Regions from separate parts of the Homo sapiens genome. Here regions 1 and 2 are each linked to region 3. A link is a loop called in an ENCODE intact Hi-C map of the cell type or tissue named here. Cell type or tissue: A673. All regions are shown on one strand.

The links. Peaks named below come from ENCODE experiments on the same cell type or tissue, not always from the same donor. Only the 100,000 strongest peaks of a DNase experiment are listed, where the experiment ranks them.
Region 1: a loop joins it to region 3, with 5 times the contacts of the local background. A loop is called at or near these places in 7 of 110 quality-filtered maps.
Region 2: it touches region 3 in a loop (4-fold over the local background); 3 of 110 quality-filtered maps call a loop at or near these places.

The regions. Positions count from the first base shown.
Region 1 is chr3:89,848,123-89,856,122 of GRCh38, reverse strand. No RefSeq gene overlaps it. Among named protein-coding and RNA genes, the nearest start is that of EPHA3, 740 kb to the right of the region's middle. In A673, a CTCF peak has its summit at 3,884 (motif pointing right); a DNase peak (open chromatin) is centred at 3,932.
Region 2 is chr3:89,297,472-89,305,471 of GRCh38, reverse strand. All of the region lies in intron 3 of EPHA3 (EPH receptor A3), which reads right to left. Among named protein-coding and RNA genes, the nearest start is that of EPHA3, 190 kb to the right of the region's middle. In A673, no CTCF peak of the experiment used is centred here; DNase peaks (open chromatin) are centred at 4,281 and 4,721; H3K4me3 peaks cover 597 bases; H3K27ac peaks cover 1,128 bases.
Region 3 is chr3:88,215,123-88,223,122 of GRCh38, reverse strand. No RefSeq gene overlaps it. Among named protein-coding and RNA genes, the nearest start is that of C3orf38, 69 kb to the right of the region's middle. RefSeq lists an enhancer at 3,590-3,759. In A673, a CTCF peak has its summit at 3,685 (motif pointing left); DNase peaks (open chromatin) are centred at 572, 1,202 and 3,642; H3K27ac peaks cover 2,949 bases.

The sequences.
Region 1 (8,000 bases), 1.6 Mb before region 3:
GACGTCTAGCCTTATTGCACTGCTAAACTACCATTTGTTGAATCGGGAAGTTAAGATGTTAATGTCAGTCTAAATCACAAAATTAAAGTCTTTGGTCATCACAGTCCATTCAGAATCGTCACTTGAGTATACAGTATATAGCATGTCCTTGTAAAAATCCCAACATATTTGATAAATAATTTCCTCTCTTTTTTCTCTGTCCCTAGAGAACAGTTTTAAGCAAAGTGTTTCCATATGGAAAGAGTGAGGAGATTTAACGGGCTGTATAGCATCACTCATGAATAGTATTTAAGCCTCAAGAGCATACCTGGGACCTGAAGATTAGGGTTTATACAAGCATTTCATTACCGAGTATGTTCATATGTTGTCAGGCCAGGAAACTCCACAAACGCAAATATAAACAACCCCTAAAGTCATGTAATCAAGCCTACCATTACATGATCTTGTTAGACCATGAGTATTCCATTATAATGCTAAAAAGGAAATCAACACAGGAGCTTCCTGGACAGTTACTTTTGTGACAGTCGAGGCAGAACATGTATTTCAACATTAATATTTTCACAAGTTGAAAAGAATAGCCTGGCAAAGATAACCATTTTTATCATTAACAATGCAATATCATTTCTAGATTATTGAAATCAGAAAGAATGTACTTCCCTTCTATGGCTTTCTATGAACTCAAAGGCAGGCAGTGGTTTGTAGGTCTGAGTGCATAGGTGGCATGAGGCAGCTGATGAGCTTTAACAATATCATATTCTCAGGCTCCATGCCCACCCAAGATTTGGATTCATTTGGTTCAACTTCTTTGAAGCTCCCAGGTTATTTGAATGTGTTAGTAGTTTGGAGAAGCAAAGACTTGTTCAGGAGCAGTGATAACTAAATTCTAGAATGTAAGAATCACCTAGGAATTCATAAAACACATATACTGTTGCCAAACTTCCAAAGATTTTGATAGAGTAGGGCAAAGTAGAGATTCCATAACCATATGTTTTGTAAGCATCCCAGAGGTTCCTATGCCCATGGTCCATGTACTCGTACAGTTGGGTTATAAGTGAGGCAGAATCCTTAGGGAGATGGTCTACAATTCAAATACTACTTTATATAACAGTGTTTCTTAAAGGAGTTTAATTATCTTGGCTTATGTAATCACATTCATGCTTAGTTTCCATTTATGGTTGGGAAGCATATTATATGAAAACCCAAATTTTACAAATGAAGAAACCTAGCCACAGAGTGTTAAAATGGCTTCCCATGTCACACCTAGAATTAATTCTGGTTTATTGTTTGATCAGCCTACCTAAGCATATCAAAGATGCTTGAGAATTTAAGTAACTATATTTACACACCTAAAGTTTCAGATTAACTAATATCCAAAGAAGTTTGTAATTGCCTAGTCAGATCAAAAACTGAGGATAAAATACGTAACCTAATATGGTACTGAAAGATATGTTAACATAAAAACTTTACACCTCTCTGAGACGCAGAATATCTAATGGATGAGATCATGGGCTCTGGACTCAGAATGCAGGGTGAATCCTGGCTCTGCCGCTCACTAGCTGTGTGATTCTAGGCAAGTTATTTAATCTCTCAGTGGCTCAGTTTCCTTATTTGTCACACAGTGATAATTCCTACCATAGGTAGTTCCTACCTAGGATTTTTGCAAAGGTAAATAGATTACTTTCTGTAAACTCTTGGAACAGTGGCTGCCATAACATTATGTGCTATATGGTTGTGAATATTGTATAGTTGGCTGTTACTATTTAATAGACAGAAATGGATTTTTTTGTAGGGTGTATATTTGGATGAGGTGCTGTGATCAAAGCCACATGGATGAAGTTACAGTTTTGTTTTTAGTTAAATTTTTATCAAATTTTCAGTTGTATTTGATCACAAGGTACATTGAAAATATCTTTCCATTTAGTCAAATGAGTTGAAATTGCATATTAAGAATTTATTCCTGAAATTGTTGAGACATTGGTTCTATTGTTAGAGCATTTTCCCTACTCCTTCTCCAAAAAAGGAAAAAAAAAAAAAAAGAAAAAAACCTCTTTTTAGTTATGTAGCAATATTAAGAATAAAGGCTTGAACCTGGGAGGTGGAGGTTGCAGTGAGCCAAGATTGCACCATTGCACTCGAGACAAGAGCCTGGGGGACAAGAGCGAGACTTCGTCTAAAAAAAAAAAAAAAAAGGAGTAAAGCCTAACAGATATAAAAACAAAGATCCCATCTCCAGCAAAGGAAGAAGAAATGTTTTCAGGCCCATTGGTAAAAGCTTGGGGTTCTGAGCTGAATTTTGTGCAATTACTCTGTTTGCAATACCTTCAGACACATAAAGTGTGGGTTCTAGGAGGGAAGCCAATTTCAGGATATGCGTTCTTTACATAGTACCAAAGAGTAAAATGAGTCAATCATTTTAGGCCACCCTCCTACACCCAGTCCTAAAAGCTATACTGACATTCCTCATCAGCAGGGACACCCAAGAGCAACATCCAATCATCTTGACAAACAAAGACTCTAATGACATCGAATGGTGGTCACAAAGAGTGGAAACACAGTCAGTGTGATGAACAGTTTTGAAATGATGATAATTATGGTCCTGTGAGTCTGAGAAGAAAGGTTTTAGAGCCTATTTTTAGTCTCATCTAATGGTCATCACTTTTAGCGACTTCACTGGACCACCTGGTATGGCTTATTGGGCCTGGTTTTATAATTTTCTTTTTTTTATTTTCTCTTCAACCTAAGTCACTCAACTATACACTCAATTTTTTAAGTGTGTGTATTATGTATGTATACATGTGTGTATTTGTGTGTGTGTCACTCTGGAACAAAGCACAGTATAAAAAATATATAAAGGAACAAATATATTAAGAGGGATGAAAGAGTAGAATTTTGGCAATAGTGTCTGGACATGAAATATCTTGGTGCCACATTTTATACTGCTGATGGTTTGATGATTTGCCCTGTAACAGTGAAACTAATTTAGAAAATACATATCTATAGCTGCAAATTTCCAGAGGTAACATTATTTTTTTACCCACAAATAATTCTGTCCTTACTGAGATGGGGAATAAATACTGTTACCTGTTGTTCTCATAGGGTAAATAATTTATATTTTCTTCTTCACAAAAAGAAAGTTTGGTTTTGGCTCAGTGTTGGCTATTTTATTTACTTTTGTTTTTGTTATTGTAGTTGCTTTATGAGAACGATAAGTATCTGTAGCATCAACTTAATAAAATTACGTCCCGAACATTGAGTTGGCAAAATAAGCCAACTCTGTATATTTAGGAACAAGCGGCCCATACCTCGTTATTTGTCATCATTCCTTTCCACTCATTTCAAATTCTGCTTATATGTTGCCAGGTGTTATATGTTTATACTTCCAAGTGTTTACTGCATGGGTTGATGGAAACACTAGCTGATCTAACACTACCTGTAATACTAATAAATGTTTTTAAAGTAATGTTGTGTTCATCCTTTAAATAAAAATAAAAACCTAAGGCAAATAGCAGCCCACTAAGCCATTTTTAGTGTGTTGTCCATTTCTTTTCTCTTTTTTCCTGCTTTCTTTTTGCTGTATCTCTGTTCATATTCATGAACCCTTGGCTTCTTTTACTTATCCTCTGTCCAGAAGACTATGTGTGGAAAGAAACATTTAAAAATGAATATTGTTAAGGTTAGGAAATATCTGTTTCAATTCTATTCCTCAAGTTCTGTTAAAAAAAGAAATGGATTTTCCCTAAGAATTGGGGACCTTAATGATAAATACTGACACGCGTTTTAAATTAAACACACTACTTTTTGTTGATTACCTTTAAAGTCTAACTCACTATGGTTTTACTTGCAGAGCAAAGCATTCTCTAACCCAGTCCAGCGCCTCCCGTAGGGGTTCTATGGCCACTTGGTGGCGATGTTGTAGAGGGGATTCATTAGCGGGCTGGGGGTTAGAAACCCGAGGCCCTTTCCAATCCCTGGGCTAGCACCATGATTTACTGAATCACAGCCCTCTAGTTATGTCTTAATTATTTAGAGGGCCTCGTAGCACAGCGACTGGCTCAAATTTCCAATGACAGAGTGATAAAACATGTTACATATACTTACTTTTAACAAAAATAGTTACCATACAAATGTACCAAAAGCTAGCAGAATTAAAGAAAATACTTCAATTTTTTTATTTTTTTCAAAGTAACTACAAGGCACATGAAATGTAAAATAAATAAGTGTTTGAACAAAAAAAGAAATCCAAAAACAAAAACAAAACTGAGTTCATCTCATGTAAACAAAGGTTATGACATACCGAGTCCTGTGAAGTCTGGATCTAATTTACCACCACAGCTTTGTATGGTATTCAATTTTCCCTATGAACATAATATTGAAGCCAAAGTGAACTCATTTTCCCCTGCAGATTCTATGTCTTTTAACGCCTCCATTTCTATGTTTATGTTGCTTCCTCTAACCGGAATACCCTCCCATCCATAGTCCCCCAAACCGCTACGAGTCTCCCCATCTTTAGATAGCTATCCCTAGTCTTCATCTGTTACTTACTCCTCAACAAAACATTGCAAGTGTACTTTAATCAGCCGCATGCACATCTGTTCTCCTAATAAAATATGAGTTTCTTAAGGGGAGAAACCATTTTCATTCTTTTTCTTGTTGCTTTCTTTGTTTCTTTCCTTCCTCCTTCTCCTCTCCCCTACTCCATAACTATGACATGGCTATAGCAGATCTGAAATTGTGCAAGTATTGCAGGTATGATAAGTACAGTATGGTACCTAATCTTATGGTGTTTACAATCTAGCAAGAAACACAGTCAAGCAAATAAACAATTATCTGTATGTGCTTTGTTGGGGGACAAGCATATGGCACAGTAATTCAGGGCCTGGAAATAATGATAAAAGTTAAATGTACTAAGTAGTCACTGTGACACAAACACTTTTTAAAGATTTTACATATGTTAACTTTTTAATCATGACAACAATCCAGGTAGTAGATGCAATTATTATGCTGATTTTACCTGTGAGGATTTAGAGGCCTAGAGAGACGAAAATCATTTATTCTGAGAAAAACAGCTGGATTTCAACTAAGGTGCTTCGGCTCCAGAGAGTATAGTTTTAGGCACTGTCTATAGCACCTTTCATTTTCTATATATATATACACAGCAGAAATATGGATTAATTAATTAATTATTGAAACAATTTCTATGGTATATATGAAAATCAGTTTCTAATTAACAAGTCATAATATGACATATTATTCTCAGATTAATAACATTTTTTATTTTACATACATACCATACTTTTAATCTGTGTTCCATGTACTTTTTTCTCTGAATTATGCTTATATTTTTATAATTCCAGTTATAATGCAAATTTTTACAAAACACATGTCATCTAAGATTTTTTTTTCTTCAAATTCTAGCATGGTACTGAACACACAAAAAGTTTACAATAGAGACTTAACTAGTAATTGTTGTCTTTCCAATGTGATTTAAGCTTAACAAACCTTTTTCAAATTCATTCTTTATTGAATTGTTTTTAACAAAGACTGTAAATCAAAATTATCTACAGATATTTTTTAACAATACACATAATGAAGCTTAATGCCAAGATTCTCATTGGTAATAAGTACAGCCTTGGGTCCAAATACTCAATTAATAATAACTGGGTCTTTCTGCAAGAATTGAGTCTTGAGGAATCAGCTCAAGAAAATACTGACACTCTTGCTACTGCTATTACTGTGAATTATAATGCACTTTATCTCTGGCCTAGGAGTTTCATATTTTCTGCCAGCATCTATGAAATCGTGGCAGGTTAACTTGTTAACTTGAAAGTAGGGTAAATCTTTCACAGTTATTGATATAACTTTTTCTGGGAGAGGCTCATCAGTAAGAAATGAACATTCACATCTGATTTTAATTTTAACAAGGCCCATATTGAGATTTCATTTAGAATGTAAAGACTGGCTGATCTATAATTAGTCTACCTTCTGAGTTAGCATTTTATTCAAGGAAATCTCCTATTCCAACAACTCTATCATTCAGTATTTGTCATCAACAATTAATCTATGGAATAGGCCTTTTTGACCTGCAATCCTCTCTCATAATATTGTTAGCCAGCCCCAGCAACCTGTCCATTCCTTAACTCCTTTATTGGACACCATATCCAATTGAATCAGTCAGTTCTTGCACTGCTATAAAGAATACCTGAGACTAGATAATTTATCAAGAAAAGCCTGTAGCTTACGGTTCCACAGGCTGTACAGGAAGCATGATGCTGGCCATCTGTTTGGCTTCTGGGGAGGCCTCAGAAAATTTAAAATCATAGCAGACGGCGAAGGAGAAGCAGGCACGTCTTACCTGGCCAAAGCAGGAAGGGGAGAGAGACAGGGGAGGTGCTACACACTTTTAAACAACCATTTCTCATGAGAATTCTACCATTAGAACAACACCAAAGGGATGGTGCTAAACCATTTATGAAGGATCCACCCCATGACCCAATTACCTCCCACCAGGACCTACCTCCAACATTGGAGATTACAACAGAACATGAGATTCTGGTGGGGACAAAGGCCCAAACCATATAACCCCTGTTCTCACAAGCCTTCCCTTCTAGTGACTAACAAACATTCCACCTGAAACCTTCAAAAAATACCTAAAAAGTTTTATTTTCTCTTCATCTCTATTTTTTTTTTTTGTGAGGGGTTAAGAGTGGGAATTTCAGAGCATTATTTTTTTTCTTTTCATATATATATATATATTATACTTTAAGTTCTAGGGTACATGTGCACAACGTGCAGGTTTGTAACATATGTATACATGTGCCATGTTGGTGTGCTGCACCCATTATTTCATCATTTACATTAGGTATATCTCCTAATGCTATCCCTCCTGCCTCCCCCCACCCCACAACAGGCCCCAGTGTGTGATGTTCCCATTCCTGTCTCCAAGTGTTTTCATTGTTCAATTCCAACTTAAGAGTGAGAACATGTGGTGTCTGGTTTTTTGTCCTTGAGATAGTTTGCTGAGAATGATGGTTTCCAGCTTCATCCATGTCCCTACAAAGGACATGAACTCATCATTTTTTAGGGCTGCATAGTATTCCATGGTATATTTGTGCCACATTTTCTTAATCCAGTCAGAGCATTATTATTTGCACAGTAGTTGCTATTATGCTTTCTCCCTCTTTAAATTTCAATCTCTTTAAGAACAGTAATGCAATTTTATTCATTTTAATGCTCTCTGTCTCCGATAGCCTAGCATAATGACTTGAATTTAATTATCAGTAAATTTTTAAAATTTATTATTTTTATTATTATCATTTAGAGATAGGGTTTCACTCTGTCACCCACATTGAAGTGCAGTGGCCTAATCATAGCTCACTGTGGATTTGAACTCCAGGGCTCAATTGATCCTCTCACCTCAGCCTCCTGAGTGGCTGGGACTACAGATATGTGTCACCACTCCTGGTTATTTATTTTTATTTTTTTTATAGGGACAGGGTCTCTCTAGGTTGCCCAAGGTGGTCTCTAACTCCCAGCCTCAAGCAATCTTCCTGCCTTGGCCTCCCAAAATGTTAGGTTTATAGGCATGAGCCACTGTACCTGGCAGTAAATTTTTTTGAATGAAAGAATTTTGAGTATATAATTAACATATATTTATTGCTTGTTCACCAAGTGTGCAATATGATTTCAGTATAGACATTTTATTACTTTTTATATGCCAAAAAAATTAGACTACTGGTTATGTACCAAATTGACTAGAAAAGAGTTTTGTCTACTTAAAACAGTTAGAATAAAATACCAATAGGTCTTTAATATAATGCCACATGTATCTATTTAGTTTATTTATTTTAAAATTTCCATGAAAAGTAAAATGAATACATACACATCACAGTTAACCAGTCTCAATTATGTCTTATTAAAGATATGCTCTTAGACTAAGGCTTTCAGTCGATGACTCACAAATGTTTGTGCTCCATTAATCATCAGACTTATTTGAAATCAGT
Region 2 (8,000 bases), 1.1 Mb before region 3:
ACTTCTTCTACCTTACAGGTGGATGCAAAAAAGTGCCTGTATTTGTAAACTTTAAATGTGCAAGTCTTCACAGAATAAAACTAGAGTGAAAGCTTGTCAATTCTGTATTTTGCTAACAGATGGCATGATTTGCCATGCAAAATAATATTTTTCTTGGCCGTTACATTTTTCATTAAATGATAATTTTTATTTGCTATGATAAATAACTCATCATGTTGAAAAGTATAAAACTATAAGACTGAAATATGTATTCAGAATAGGAAGATGATTTTAATAGAAAGAGGTTAAAAAACAAAAAGAAAAAACTTGTGAGAATATGGAAAGTATTGCAAGTATCTATGGAGAATTCCTTAACAATAGGAACAATTCCGAATGCAGGAGATATTCATGGATCACATAAAAATTGCTATGCCAACACAGTCTTAAATAATCAGAAATAAAATTGAAAAATAATCCATGAAATGAACAATCTTTTAATTGCATGGCTAAAGAAGGCCAACATCAAAATAAAATGCTTATTAACCTAATGACACCTCTGGAAATACTTGCATTTATAAATTCCTTAAATATGTATTGAATGGCAATTGTGGTCCATGATCTTTTCAAGGTGCTTAGGATTAATCAGTAAGTAGAAGAAAGAACCTCTCCCTTTTGGAGTTTATGTTGTAGTATGCAGTGAGCAGAAAACAGGAAAAGGGAGAGAGGAAAAGGAAATAGACAAACTATCATGAACATAATAAATATGCATATTACATTGTTTGTATGATATAATAATTAACATGAAAAATGAAAAATACACTGGGAAGATAAAGAAGGGATATGTGAATGGAATATTTTGAATAAAAGTCAGCTCACCACTGATCTGATCAAACATTTAAGGGAGCTGAGGATATTAGTCATACAGACACCTGGAAAAGACTGTTCCTGGCCTAGTGAACAGCCAGGGCAAATCCCAAAGGTGAGGATATATTTGAGGAACATCAAGGGGTCTAGTGTGCCTCGAGTGGTAGGACTGATGGGGTGAGTAACGAGTCTCAAAAGTCAAATTGTATATGGTAGTCAAAGTCCTGTAAGGATTTTGGCTTTAATTCTGAATAAATGGGAAAACCATTGGAGGGAAGTGGAGAGAAACAACAATTGACTAATTTTAACAAATAATATCACCATGTCTACGTTGGGAATAAATGGTAGAGGGTAAGAATGGCTGAAATCGAGGCTGAAATACAGTTCATACTGGACTAGAAAAGAAGTGGGGAGTTTGTTGCTGAAATGCTGTCTGGTGAAAGTGCTGGTGATAAAAGTTGGAGGGAAAACCACAGTTGGTTCCAAAGATTCAAGGACCTTTAAATTTCCACACCAAGTGAGTAGCGAAGTGGGGGCTGGGGATACAACAGAGACTAAGAGTTCTCTTAGTTACAGATTTCAACAGTTTGCCAGTGTAGAAGAAAATGGTCTAAAGATGTTCAATAGTTTGAAAATCAGCAAGGAAAAGAAAAGTAAGTCTGGTTCAAAACCCACACAGAATGAGCTCATACTATTATTTGGCAGAAATACATGAAGGGATAGCCAGTTTAAACTCCCCTTAGTCACTTTGGACATAAAAACACAGAGGTGCACAAAGAGTCATCTGAACTATTTGTATGTATGGAGGAAGTTCTCTGTACTAAAGTCACTTGCTTTCTTTCTGGTGTGAGAATTCCATTTCTTCATGTCATAAAAAATAGTTGCTTTATTTTAAAAAATTCTAAATATGTTGTAGAGACTAATCAAAGCAGCATGACATGGTTATTTCTTTAAAATGCTCCTGGATAATTGATATAGAAAAAAATCAATTTTTTAATGTGGACTAAATTGCCTCTTTCATATTTTTGTATAAGAAATCGATCTTTTTGACTCATGTGTAGGAATAATAAAACTATATGTGACAACCTATTCTAATTTAATAATCTATCCCTTCCTTTTCTCTTCTTCCCTCATTTTATATCCTCCTTCCTCCTTTATTTTCTTCCTCTTCTTTTTTTTTTTTGCCTTTTTATAGATATCAGGTTTTGCATTTTAAGATCTTTCTTTTGAATTAAAGAGAAAATATATAAATAATATTTATATTTATAACTGGTGCTGGGATAGAAGCTTTTGAAGAAGACAGTGAACAATAGACAGAAAATAATAATTATGGAAATAGCAAATAGAAAAAGCAATAAGGAGTATGGAGGGCAAATACCATCAATTAAAATTATTTTAAAACGCAAGAAATACAGTTTAAACTAAAGCCAAGAGGCTGGGTGCAGTAGCTCAAGTCTGTAATCCCAGCACATTGGGAGGCCAAGGTGGGTGGACTGCTTGAGCCTAGGAGCTCAAGACCAACATGGGCAACATGGTGAAACCCTGTCTCTACAAAAAAATAGAAAAAACTTAGCCAGGGGTGGTAGCAGATACCAGTAATCCCAGGTACCCGGGAAGCTGAAGTAGAAGGATCACTTGAGCTCAGGGCGTCAAGGTTGCTGTGAGCCCTGATTATGCCACTCTACTCCAGCCTGGGCAACAGAGTGAGACCCTGTCTCAAAAAAATTAAATAAAATAAAAAAAGAATAAGTTCAAGTGTTACTATGTTACTATGCATAATCCTGTAATACAATAAATGAATATTGCTACTGGACCATATAATACTGATGTTTTATAATGCTAGTGTTATTCAGAACTTGAGACATAAAATAACAATTGTATAGAGCTAAACTTTAGAAGAGTATTAGCAAGCAAGGATTCTATGGATTCTAAATTCAGAAAATATAGACATTTTGAAGATTTTTTAAAGATATCTTAAAACATGTGGAGAGAAGGGTATTAGAAAAATAAGCAGTCATGACATACAAATGAAATCAATACCATATGGTATTCTTCATTCACATACAATATCTTTCACCACTTTGCCCCTGACTGTAATTCTGTAATCATTTCCACCTCCTCAGTTCCTTACTCTCAGCTTCTACTGACTTAGGATAGAGTCAAACTCCTCAAATGGATAGAAAATAAAAGAATTTTCTACCTCCCACAGAGCAAGTTGAATGTTAGAACACCTTTTGGTCTTTTATATCAACCAGAATAAAGTATAAAGACAGACTGTATAAAACACACAAAAAAAGGTTATGAATGAAGGGAAAGGAACTGTAAGTAGGGAAAACCATGTCACCATATAAATAGATCTTAGTTACTACTAAAAATGTAAAATTATGATACAATATGAATATGATTGCCTTTAGAATATGAAGGAGGTTGCTATTTCAATGACAGATGACAACTTTTTTTGAATTTCATAGATTTAAACATAAAATTATTAAGATGACACTATGCCATCCTCTAACATAAAAATTTGTTTTACATTTTAAAACATTATTTTATTTATTTATCCATGAAATAAATTGTCCGCATAGGACAAGATTCCTTCCGTGGTATGAAGAATTTATAACTTTTCTAAGGCAGTGAGGTAGCCACATTTTATTTTATTTTCCCTTCTTTACTTGAGTACACTCAAAGTTTAAAAGGTTAGTATTCAAAAAATAGCCATATCACATTGGTTTCAGTTTCCTATGTCCCTGCCATTTTTTCTTAAACATCATCCACTGACTTTTACAGAGTTTATCAACACCCATATCATAATATTCCGGACTATCATTTAATGGCAGGTTCTATTCTGTGGAGCTTCCTAGAGAATAAAAAATTAGAATACATTTCCATTCATGCAATTTTGTGAAAGAGGTCAGGATTGCAACTCCAAATAAGTATCCTCTGATATTGTATGCTTAACTCTCAATTTACACTACTTTCCAGTGACCTAACATTTTATATTTAAGATTTAGATAACTAAAATTATTCTGTGAAAATAGTTGCTGAAATCATCATAAACATCCACCAACATGAGGAGTGAAAATACTTAAATATGTAAATTGAGGGGTCATGTGATTCAGTTCAATTAATATGAAATCCAATTTTATTACTGAAAGACATTTATTAACCCCCTGTGTCTAGTAATGTACTAGTCTCTGTTTAGTCTCAGAGTGAGCTCACAAAATGCCCTCTCTTTTAGGAGTAGACATATATTTTATTACTAAAAAGTGACATTATCAGCTTTTCCTCTCAAAAATTTTCCCATTATATATAAATCCAAATTATTGTGGCAGCTTTAAAATGAAAGATTGAGAAGGCTGTACATTCGTCCTACAATGTTGCTACACTCAAAATATTTTTGAAAATTCTTTTCTGCATCGCCATGAGAGACATTTTATGAGCCACATGAGAATACTTCCTTGGTGCTTAAAATCCATGACTCATGTATTTTTAACCCTAAATGGTATTTCTTATTTGGTCATTTCTTTTAGCCACCAGGTTTGACTCTAGATCATTGACAAGCACTATGAAAAGTGAAATCACCTTAAGCAAAAATCAGAATTTGTTGCTATTGCATTTAATTTAGAGTGGTCAGGGAGACAAAAGTGCTGAAGACATCTGTGGTACTTTCATGGAAACATCAGCTACCTTGCTTTATAACCATGTCTCACAAATCAGGTAACTCAGAAATGAAGGTGAGGAAAGAGAAACTCAGAGATCTCTAGAGAACAGGTATGGCTGTATGGTAAGGAGAAACAGGCGTGCATTTTATTTGAGAGGTTCCCTTTTTAAAAATTGGCCTCACCACACAGGATATCCTTTATTAAAATAAATGGCAGACACTATAGTGACTCAGTATATCTTGGAGTACAGAGCCGTATGACATTGTGGTTAAGAACTTGAACTCTGAAGTCAGACATCAAAGGCTGAAATCTGGCTCCAAAGCTTATTACCTGAGTAACATTGGGCAGATTTCAGACAATAAAGATAATTGTTTAAAGTAATAAATGAGATAATCTAAATAAAAATGTTTAGCATGGTGTCTGTAACATAGCATGTACTAAGTAATTCAGTCCCCCCATTTTCTCTCTGCTTATTAGTTTGTGTGTGTGTTTGTGTGTTTATTTGTATGTCTGTGTTGTGAATGTCTGTGTGTTGTATGTCTCTGTGTGTGTAGCATTGTCAATATATCAAACTTTACGTATATAAGTTTGAAACATATACTTTACATATTAATATATAACTTTACATATAAGTTTGATATTTTGACAATTCTAAATAGGCTGTAAGAGTAGTTTATAGTGACACTAACTATAACTCTTTTATTACAGAAAACAAATATAACTGGAGTAATACTATCTTCCTGATTAAAAAAATAATAATCCATTGTGTAAAGAAAATGCATTATGAGATTTGAGACTTTAGTAGTTTCTTGTCAATTAGATTTACTGAGTAGCTAAATAATAAAGAAAGTTAAGTAATCCCAATTATCGAAGACATAAATGTACTGTGAATCAAGTCCTGGTAAGTACTAGCATTAATATTTTTAAATTCTTTTGTTGTTGTTTATTTGGCTTAGTGGCCAAATCATGATAAATAAAATAAAATAATATTATTATGCCCAAATGAAAAATTAATATAATCGACACTTAAATATGTAGAACATTGCAATACTATCTTAGATTGTTGATAGGCAGAACTGTGAGAGTAGTCGTTACTTACGGCTATCAAAAATTTTCCTTAAGGCTGGATATCACACAAATCAACTATATTTTCCTATTTCATATACAGTGTTAGACAAACTCCTGCCCAATACATTTTCTTTAAAACTATGCCTATAACGTTTTAGTAATTATCTGTAATAAGAGACTGGATTCTGAAGTTGGATATATTGAAATTCAAATCCTGCCCCCATCACTTCCTATCATCTTGGATAGAATACTTATTTTCTTACTTTTAAATTACAGAAAGACAATCACATAAGCTGATAATAATGCTGTAGTGATTAAATGAAGTATTCCATGTAAAGACTTAATAGTGCTGGCACTTATTGCACACTTCATAATTTTTTTATTTTTTATATTTTATGATGATGCCGTTACTTTTTCCTGGGTTCTTTTATTTTAGTTTTATAGGCTATGGATGTTACATTTTTCTGTTGATAGTTTCATTATGCTCTTTCTATTAAAATTTCATTCATCTTAAAAATTTCCCATATTCTCATTCTTGCATATAATTAGTCACCAACTACTGGAAATTTATATAATGTAATGCTGCTCTGTCTTTTCTTTTCATCTTTGTTACAATGATTTAATCCACCTTGATTAAGTATAATAGTTTTCTTTCTAGTCTGTCTAGTATTTGCTTCCTTGTCACTTCCTCCTGATTATTCTTGTTCAAAGTGGCATTCACCATCTTATTACAAATGAATGCCAAAAATTTTAATGGTTTACTATTGCCTTTATATAAAAAGACAAACTTAAAGTTTCTAAAATCTGATATTTACATATGTCTTCAAACATTTAATCCTTTATTGTCCTCTGACATAAAATAATCTCTTCATTAATCATTTTGTACAACACATCTTTATATAATGTCATTTACCTGCATAAAAGGACTTTATGAAAATATTCCATACCAGCTATCAAGAGTTTTCCTGTATTATCATCTTCATGATGATAGTAGAGACCCATGAAGGGGTCTCTAAACATATAATTATCAATAAATTATTCTTATTTTGAGTTCTTTTCCTTACCATCTTTAATTTGACAGTTAATCATATATTACTTTAACCTGTTTTATAATATTTAATTTACATATCCCATATATGTACTCCATGTTAAAATAATTTTCAGCACACTTAACTATTTTATAGGATTTTATGTCTTGGCATCTCCAATGTATAATTTTTAAAAACACAAAAAATACCTTTAATTGAATTAATACATAACAAAACTTAATCCTTGAATCCTGGTCAGGAAAAAGTAACAGAGACTGAATTTACCATCTCACAAGAAACAACCAAAACAAAAAATAAGAAACAAAATGAAATAAAAACTCCATCTAAAACAACAGTTTTCAAGTCACTGGATATCAGGCAACAAAGAACAGAGATCCTTAACAAAAGGGAAATGGATGACCCTATGGTGCAATATTTTACTGCTGTAAGAATTTCTAGGCTGAAACAGGAGGACAGAAAACCAAAGTAGAGCTCAGAAAATTCTTGGGTTTTAGGAAATGAAGATGAAAGTCCAGGGAGACCAAGATGACTAGAGTTTTTTTGCAGAGAACACCAGGGAGAAGAAAGCTGCACAGAGAGAGAGAAAGGCCATTTGCAAAAGTTCCCCTTCAGTTTTTAGCAGAGTGCCAATCAACCCATGTGTGACCAAATCTCCTGAGGTCAGGGAAAGAACTATCCAAATGTAGTAGAGGCATGGGATTTGGTGCTCGCACATGACATGGAAAAATGCTTGTTCCCACCAGCCAAATTAGAAAACCTCAAGATTCATGGGGCGTTAGGTGGATGTTTTTGTTTGTTTGTTTGTTTTGTTTTTTGAGAGGAAGTCTTGCTTTGTTGTCCAGGCTGGAGTACAGTGGCATGATCTCATCTCACTGCAACCTCCGCCTCCCAGGTTCAAGTGATCCTCTTGCCTCAACCTCCTGAGTAGCCGGGATTACAGGCATGCACCATCATGCCCAGCTAGTTTCTGTATTTTTAGTAGAGACGGGGTTTTGCCATGTTGGCCAGGCTGGTCTCAAACCCCTGACCTCAAGTGATCTGCCCACCTCGGCCTCCCAAAGTGCTGGGATTACAGGCGTGAGCCACCATGCCTGGCCAACATATTTCATTTTATTGTGCTTAGCTTATTGTACAGATACTGAGTTTTTTGCAAACCAAAGGTTTGTGGCAACCTTGCATCAAATAAGCCTATCTGCACCACTTTTTCCAACAGCATCTGCTCACTTCATGTTTCTGTGTCACATTTTGGTAATTCTCACAATATTATAAATGATTTCATTACTATTATACCTTTTATGGTGATCTATGATCCGAGATCTTTGATGTTCCTTTTTGTAATTGTTTTGGGATAGCATGAACCATGCCCATAAAAGATGGC
Region 3 (8,000 bases):
ACTCTCGATTTTTAATTTTCAGCCTCTTTGCCCCAATTGTAAAATAAATAACTTATCCAAGCCACCTCTTGAGTTCAGTGTTTCATCTTTGAAGGCTTCTATGAGTTTCAAAGAAGTACATTCACAGACTTTATTTTTCTGATTATTAAAAGTGAAATATCAAGACTTTTCTGATCAGAAGGTCATCTGTTATGATGATTTTGCACTACATTTTTGGGCACACAAATGTTGAGGACACTCCCCTGGGGTGGCTTCTTGAAGAGTTTCAGATTCTGGGATTCGCAATCCCATCTTGATGGCTTCTTCCTCTCACAGTCCACTAAATACTCAGGATCTTACCCTTCATTTTCTTAGACTAGCAGGTGTCCTTAAGCATTGCAAGGGAGGAGCACTGCAGGTGAAAAAAAAAAAGCAGCCCTATTTTTTTCTCCTTTTCTCCTGCTCCTCTAACTAAGTCCTGAATTTTATTTTTTTCGAGGCAAACACCAGTTAACTTTCTACATTCAAGGAGTCTGAACCTCCCTTTCCTGTGAGTAAGGCATTGATGAACTTTAAGAGCAGCCTAACTGCCTAGGTAGCTCCATAGAAAGCATGCATGTCATCATTCTCTAGAATATGTATGCAAGATGGAAGTATATTTATGCAGGCCACCAGGTCTGTCTGGGAAGGGATTCAGGGACATCTGTTCCCTTAGTGCCCAGAATAAAAGCAGTGGTTTTTGTTTTTGTTTTTGTTTTTGTTTTTGTTTTTGTTTTGAGACGGAGTCTTGCTCTGTCACCCAGGCTGGAGTGCAGTGGCGCGATCTCAGCTCACTGCAAGCTCCGCCTCCTGGGTTCGAGCGATTCTCCTGCCTCAGCCTCCTGAGTAGCTGGGATTACAGGCACGTGCCACCATGCCCCCGCTAATTTTTGTATTTTCAGTAGAGACGGGGTTTCACTTTAAGGAGTGTGGAGTGAGCTGCTCTGTGAAGAAGAGGAAGGAAGGAAGGAAGGAAGGAAGGAAGGAAGGAAGGAAGGAAGGAAGGAAGGAAGGAAGGAAGGGAGGGAGGGAGGGAGGGAGGGAGGGAGGGAGGGGCTCATGGATAAGATTCTGGCATTAAGAGACAGGAGAAGCAATAATCAGATGCACTATCCTAAGCAGGGGAGGGGGCTTAAGGAGGATGACTGAGTAGAGTGAAATGGGAAGAATTATTTTAAGACCTTTGTTCTTCCAACAAAGAATTTGCAGTCACCAGCTCCAACAGGGAGGGACTGGTGATACTTAGAGTGCTGGAAATGTTTCTGGAGGAAGCCTCAGGAAGTCACAGAAAGCAAAGGAAACTGCAGTAACTACATACTGTAAACAAGGAGCAAAGTAGCCATGCCATGACAATATGATGAGCAGACGACACCTGTAAAAGCCATATGGCAGATTTCTTCTCTGTAGCCCACTCCACTGTGGAAAGATTTTATTTTAATCAAGGATGTAAATTATAAGTACTCATCATGGGACACAGGTGGTGTGAGACAATAGGCCTTGGAGTGCTGTATTTCTCTTTTTATTAACTTGTGTGTGTATAGTATTCATTCTAAGCAGAGCCTTATATTGAAGCATTATACCCAGTTGTGTGAAAGTAGAGAAGTTAGAAAGTGAGGGAAGTGTCTGTTTCCTGGAAGAGAGGCCATTCCAGGTTTCTGAGGAAGAATTGACATGTAACATGTTTTATCCTCCAAAGAAATAACTCACAGGGCTTTCCTGTCAATGGCTTTTTTTTTTTTTGGCCATAAAAACTAGTAGAAATTCAACATAATCAGAAAGGAGGCTGGGCACAGTGGCTCACATCTGTAATCCTAGAACTTCAAGAGGCTGATGCGGGTGGATCACCTGAGGTCAGGAGTTTGAGACCAACCTGGCCAACGTGGCAAAATCCTGTCTCTATTAAAAGTTCAAAAATTAAATAATTAGCAGGGCATGGTGGTGGCACCCATAATCCCAGCTACTTGGGAGAGTGAGGCAGGAGAATCGCTTGAACCTGGGGGGTGGAGGTTTCAGTGAGCCAAGATGGCGCCAATTCACTCCAGCCTGGGTGACAGAGCAAAACTCTGTCACACACACAAAAAAAAAAAGAAAAGAAAAAGAAAACTAACCTGAAAGAATAAAAGAAATGCTGATGTAACTTTGTGATATGAGGAACTTGAATATTTGTGACAATGAAAGGAAACTAGAGCTCTTCTGGAATTTGTTAAGCAAGATGGGTAATATAATCTAATGAATGAAAAGGGTAACAACTGATGTTCTCACCAGGCTTGCCAAGAGACAATGTGACTGCTTTAAAGAAAGTAAGATTGGGCCAGGCACAGTGGCTCACGCCTGTAATCCCAGCACTTTGGGAGGCCGAGGCGGGAGGATCACGAAGTCAGGGGTTCAAGACCACCCTGGCCAAGATGATGAAACCCTGTCTCTACTAAAAATACAAAAATTAGCTGAGCATGGTGGCAGTCACCCGTACTCCCAGCTACTCAGGAGGCTGCAGCAGGAGAATCACTTGAACCTGGGAGGTGGAGGTTACAATGAGCTGAGACTGCACCACTGCACTCCAGCCTGGGTGACAGAGCGAGACTCCATCTCAAAAAAAAGAAAGTAAGACTAATGATGACTTTAAACAAGGGAATATTTTACATTTTTGTTGGAGTGCTTTGTCCTGCAAGTAAGTGAAATCACAACCCCAAGTAGCCTAAATATAAGGGTATGTGCTTCTCCCCACCCTCACCCCTCACAACCTCATTTGAGGACCACAGCAGGGTTGGTCAAATCAAGGGCATGATGATGTCATCAAAAATCCAGTTTCTGACCGAGCGCAGTGGCTCACACCCATAATCCCAGCACTTTGGGTGGCCAAAATGGGCGGATCACTTGAGCCCAGACGTTTGAGACCAGCCTAGGCAACATAGCAAGACCCTCATATCTACTTAAAATTAAAAAAAGAAATCCAGGTTCTTTCCTTGGCTTTTCCCATTGGCTAAAAATGAACCCTGTAGTTCTGGGGGTTACATGTATGGTATTAACATTCAGAGTCAGAAAAGGGAAGACTCATTCATTCACTGCTTTTTATGACTAAAGAGCTGTTTCCCAGGAACCCCCTGTAGCAATCTGAATCTAATCAGGAGATAGAAATCACACAGTAGGTTAAATATAGAAAGTTTAAAATAAAAATTATTAGCTATAATAAAAGTGACTTTAAGACATGGACAATCTGAGGAATCCAGGCCTTGTTGGAAAAGGTGTGCTTCAGCCACTGGATAGCAAGAAAGTTAGCTAGTTTAGCCAGACCTGCACTGATCTAGAGTTGCTAGGCAAACAGGCAGCCCCAACCCCACCCCCACCCACCCAGTGGAGGGCAAAGACCTTCAGCAGCCCCAACCCCACCCCCACCCACCCAGTGGAGGGCAAAGACCTTCAGAGCTTGTGGGCTGGTGGGAATGGGCTTGCACAGGGGGCTACCCCTTGGGTCCCAGGCAGCTGCATGCAGACCAGCCAGCTCATCTCCAGGCCAAGACGACAAGGTCACAGAGAAATCGTGTTCTGAACCTGTGGCTCAGGCAGGTTCCACTCCAAGTACCCACAACCACACAGTCGCTCCTCAGCTCAGGCTGCAATTGCATGAAGCCTCTGCCTCCTACGATGTTTCTCCAGCGCCCTCTACTGAGAATGCTTAGTGTCATACTTACTTTAAAGAGAAAATCTTAAAGGAATTCTGTTATTGATCATAGAGCATGTATCGAAGGATGCATTCAGAGCTGAGGCAATAAATTAAGAGCTGACACATCCCCAGATGACTTTTCCTTCTATCTCATTGGCCAGAACACATGACATGCACATGCTTAAACCAATAACTGGGTGAACTGAATCACCATTACTTAAGACACATCCCCCAGGGCTGAAAAGGAGGAGCTCTCTTTCAGAAGCACATGGCCCACGATGACATTCAGGGCTCTGTCCTTAGGAGGAAGCCTGAGAACGACACGGGTCCACAGCTGAGAGTGTGTGCCACCATGCACCTTCTGTTCGAATGGTTTTGGATACCACAGTCAGAAAATGAATGGCAGAAACCCAGAGGCCATTGTATCCTAAAAATAAGAAAATGATGCCTGAAGCATCACTATAGCAAAAGTATCTGAAAACAGATGATACCTGAAAATAGAACCTTACAATACTTAAGTAACTGAGGTTAGTCAGAAGACTATGTAACATTTTCATGCTGTGAAAATTATCACTGTCTGGAAACTAAAGTTTTCTTATAAGAAGCAAGAATATTAATCTGCTTCATTTGAAAATAGAGTAGGAGAAAAATTCAAGTACCCATCAATAAAAATGTCTAATCCTCACTTACAGAAGCCTTCAGAAACTATTTTGTCCGCTAACTAGGATCACCATCCTAGTCCCTTGTTACAACCTGACTTTTCCTTTTATTATTTACTAATCTCCCTCTTCTTTTGCACCTCTACGCTTACTCCCCCAGCACAGACGCCTATATGCCTGTCTTTTATGGCCTCATCTTCCCCTTCTTTGTCCTGCTTCCTCCACATGATAAATTCACATGTGCCTACATACACATATACAATGATACTTTCTTTCCTATTCAAAGGGAGTTACAGCAAAGATATGCTTGATGGTGAGAGTGTTGCTGATCACACCTGCTTTATCCAAAATGTAATCTAATGAACGTATTAGTCCATTCTCACGCTGATAATAAAGACATACCACAGACTTGGTAATTTCTAGAGAAAAGAGGTTTAATTGACTCACAGTTCAGCATGGCTGGGGAAATCTCAGGAAACTTACAATCATGGCGGAAGGGGAAGAAAACACGTCCTTCTTCACATGGTAACAGCAAGGAGAAGTGCAGAACAAAAGGAGGGAAAACCCCTTATAAAACCATCAGATCTCAGGAGAACTCACTCATTATCACAAGAACAGTATGAGGGTAACCACCCCCATGATTCAATTACCTCCTACTGGGTCCCTCCCATGACACGTGAGGATTATGGGAACCAGAATTCACGATGAGATTGGGTTGGGGACACCACCAAATCATATCAATAAATGTGTAGAAAAAGAGACATTTTATTCTTTATACAATTCCATTTTTAAGATATTTTTATTTCACATACTATCCTTTCACTAGGATAAAGTCAATTTGACATAAAAAATACTGCAAGTTGCTTTTCCTGCTATGGAATTATCTCTTGCCACCTCTATCAGTAGTCACCTTTAACACATAATGCTTCTCCAGATGGGAATAATCCATTTAGAGAAAGTTACAAGAATTCACCACTGAGAGTCATATTTCTGGGTAACACATAACAAAGCTTTGGTAGCAGTCCAGTGTCATTTCCTTGAAGGTTGATGTGGGATAATGTTGCTGAGGAGTATTTGAAAGCTGCCAAGAACTTCCTGAAGAACAGTATAGTGCCTGTATTTCAGTGATTATGCCACTTTGGGAGAAAGGGGAGGTTGTACTTATCACAAATTTGACTGTGAATATTGAGTTGTATGTATGTAAGACTGCGAAGCTTAACAATTAAATTGTATTTGGACGTGTGACCTAACATTCAGGCCTTATGTAGCATAGCCAAAATGTATAGGAAGCTCTAAGTAAAATGAGACTAAAAGATTTTACGTTGGAGGAGATTTTATGTTGGAGACTAAAAGATTTTATGTTGGAGCATATCTTAAATACATTTTGGAACTGACTTAGGCTCAGTTGATCAATCATTTCAGCACAGGAGGGAGTACAGATAAGACCTGGGCTGAGATACAAAAGAGGAAGCTTCTTTGACTTCGTCTTTCTGAGCAACCATCTCCTTTTCCTTAACCTATCACTGTTACACTTAGCCTGGGAAGTGCCCCCAGTTCCAAAGTTTTCCTTCACTTTCCTTCAATCTTGCTACTCAAGGACTTCCATCAACTATACTTTTTCTCATCCAGATGCTGAGAAAAAAGGACTCAAACAACATGCATGTGTTGGGGAAGGAGCGGGTGCTAGGACTGTCATCTAGCAAGACCAGAAGCTGCGGAGCCCAAGTACCTGGATTCAAATCCCTGTTTGATCAGGCATTAGCTGTACAACTTTGACAATATTATTTAACTTCTTAGTTCTTCCATTTATTCTTCTGTAAAATCTGGATTAAAATAATACCTTCCTGGTATGGTTGTTCTTAGGTTAAATGATTTGATACACATCAAGCCTTTAGAATAATTCTTGGAACAAAGTAAGTATAGATCAAGTCAATATCAAACGTTTTGCAAAATTTGGGTATATAGAAGTTGCTTTAAAAATACAGAAACTTTCAATAATTTGAGTGTAAATAATTTAAGAATATAAAAATTTTCACCAATTTTGACTAGTAGGACAAATGACCAATTAAATGATTGGAATGCTGAATTACACATTCATCTTAAGAAAATTTCATTTTATATATATGTCCAATTTAAGCATGTGCTCCATTTAATAAATCAAATAAATTGAATTTTTGTGAATCATACTATTAAATTAAATAAATATTTGTTGAACAGCTACTATGTGTAAGGTTTTTCCAGTTATTTATCATTGTGGAAAAAACCCTCCTCAACATTTAATGACATAAAACAACAACTATTTTATTATGTTCATCATACTGTAGATCAGGAATTTGAGCAGAGCACAGTGGTAATGATTTTTCTCTGCTCCATAATAATGGATGTTTCAGCAGAGTCAAGATGGTTGGTATAGCTCAACTGGGGCCATATGTCTGGAGCCTCATTTGGCCTGGTGAGCTGAGTTTGTCAGTTCTTCACATCACTTCTGCTGAGGCTGCGATCACAATGACTTCTCCATTCAAGACCTGTTGCCTGCACTAGGATGGCTGGAACAGATGGAGCTATCCAGGTACCTCTCTCTATGTAGCCTCTTCATGTGTCTAGCCCAGGCTTCCTCAGAACATAATCTCAGTTCTCAGACTTTTTACATGGTGGTTCATGGCTCCAAGAGCAAAAACTCCAAGAAGTCCAGGTGGATGCTGCAAAGTTTTTAATGACTTATCCTCTGAAGCCAAGAAACATCATTTTGCCACATTCTATTGGTCAGCAAGTCACTAAGGCCAGCCCAAAATCTAGGGGAGGATAACTAAAAGAATTCTTCTCAAAGGGAGAAAAAGCAAATAATTTGGGTCCTTTAATGTACTTCTAAAATCATTGACTATATATTCCTTCTGAGGTACTGCCCTTGAGAGTCAAGTTTCTCGAAAGAATTGTTTACACAGGCTGTCTCCACTCACTTCTTAATGGCCTTTAATCTGGCTTTAGCTCTTATTATTCCATTAAAACTATTCTTGCAAAGCCACTAATGACCTCCACATTAGCAAATATAATGAAAAATGTTCAGTATCCTTTTTCTTAATTCCTTCAGAGTTTTCGACACAGTTAAACACTTTTTAAAAATACTCTCAGACCAGGCGCAGTGGCTCACACCTGTAATCCCACCTGACGCCCACCTGAGGTCAGGAGTTTGAGACCAGCTTGGGCAACATGGTGAAACCCTGTCTCTACTAAAAATACAAAAATTAGGTGGGGGTTGCAGTGAGCCAAGATAGCGCCACTGCACTCCAGCGATGGAGTGACACTCCTTCTAAAAAAAAAAAAAAAAAAGAACTCCCTCTCTTAGGGCTTTTTGACAACATACTCCAATTCCCTGGTCTCTCTGGCTGTTTCTTTTGGTTTTCTTTACTTCCTTGCTTTCTTCTACCTGTGTGCCTCTTCCTCATCACCACCACCATCTATTATTATCATCTCCTGCACAGTGCCTGGTACATAGTTGATGCTCAATAAGTATTTAGTGATTGAACAAATGAATGATGAAAGCTTAACATTGCTTTAGAGAAAGGTGATATATTTCTATGTGATGTTCTATATTTTATAAACATACATGCTAGATATATTTTAAAAGATAAGCTAGTAGTAAATGAAAGAACTAAGGAAAAATT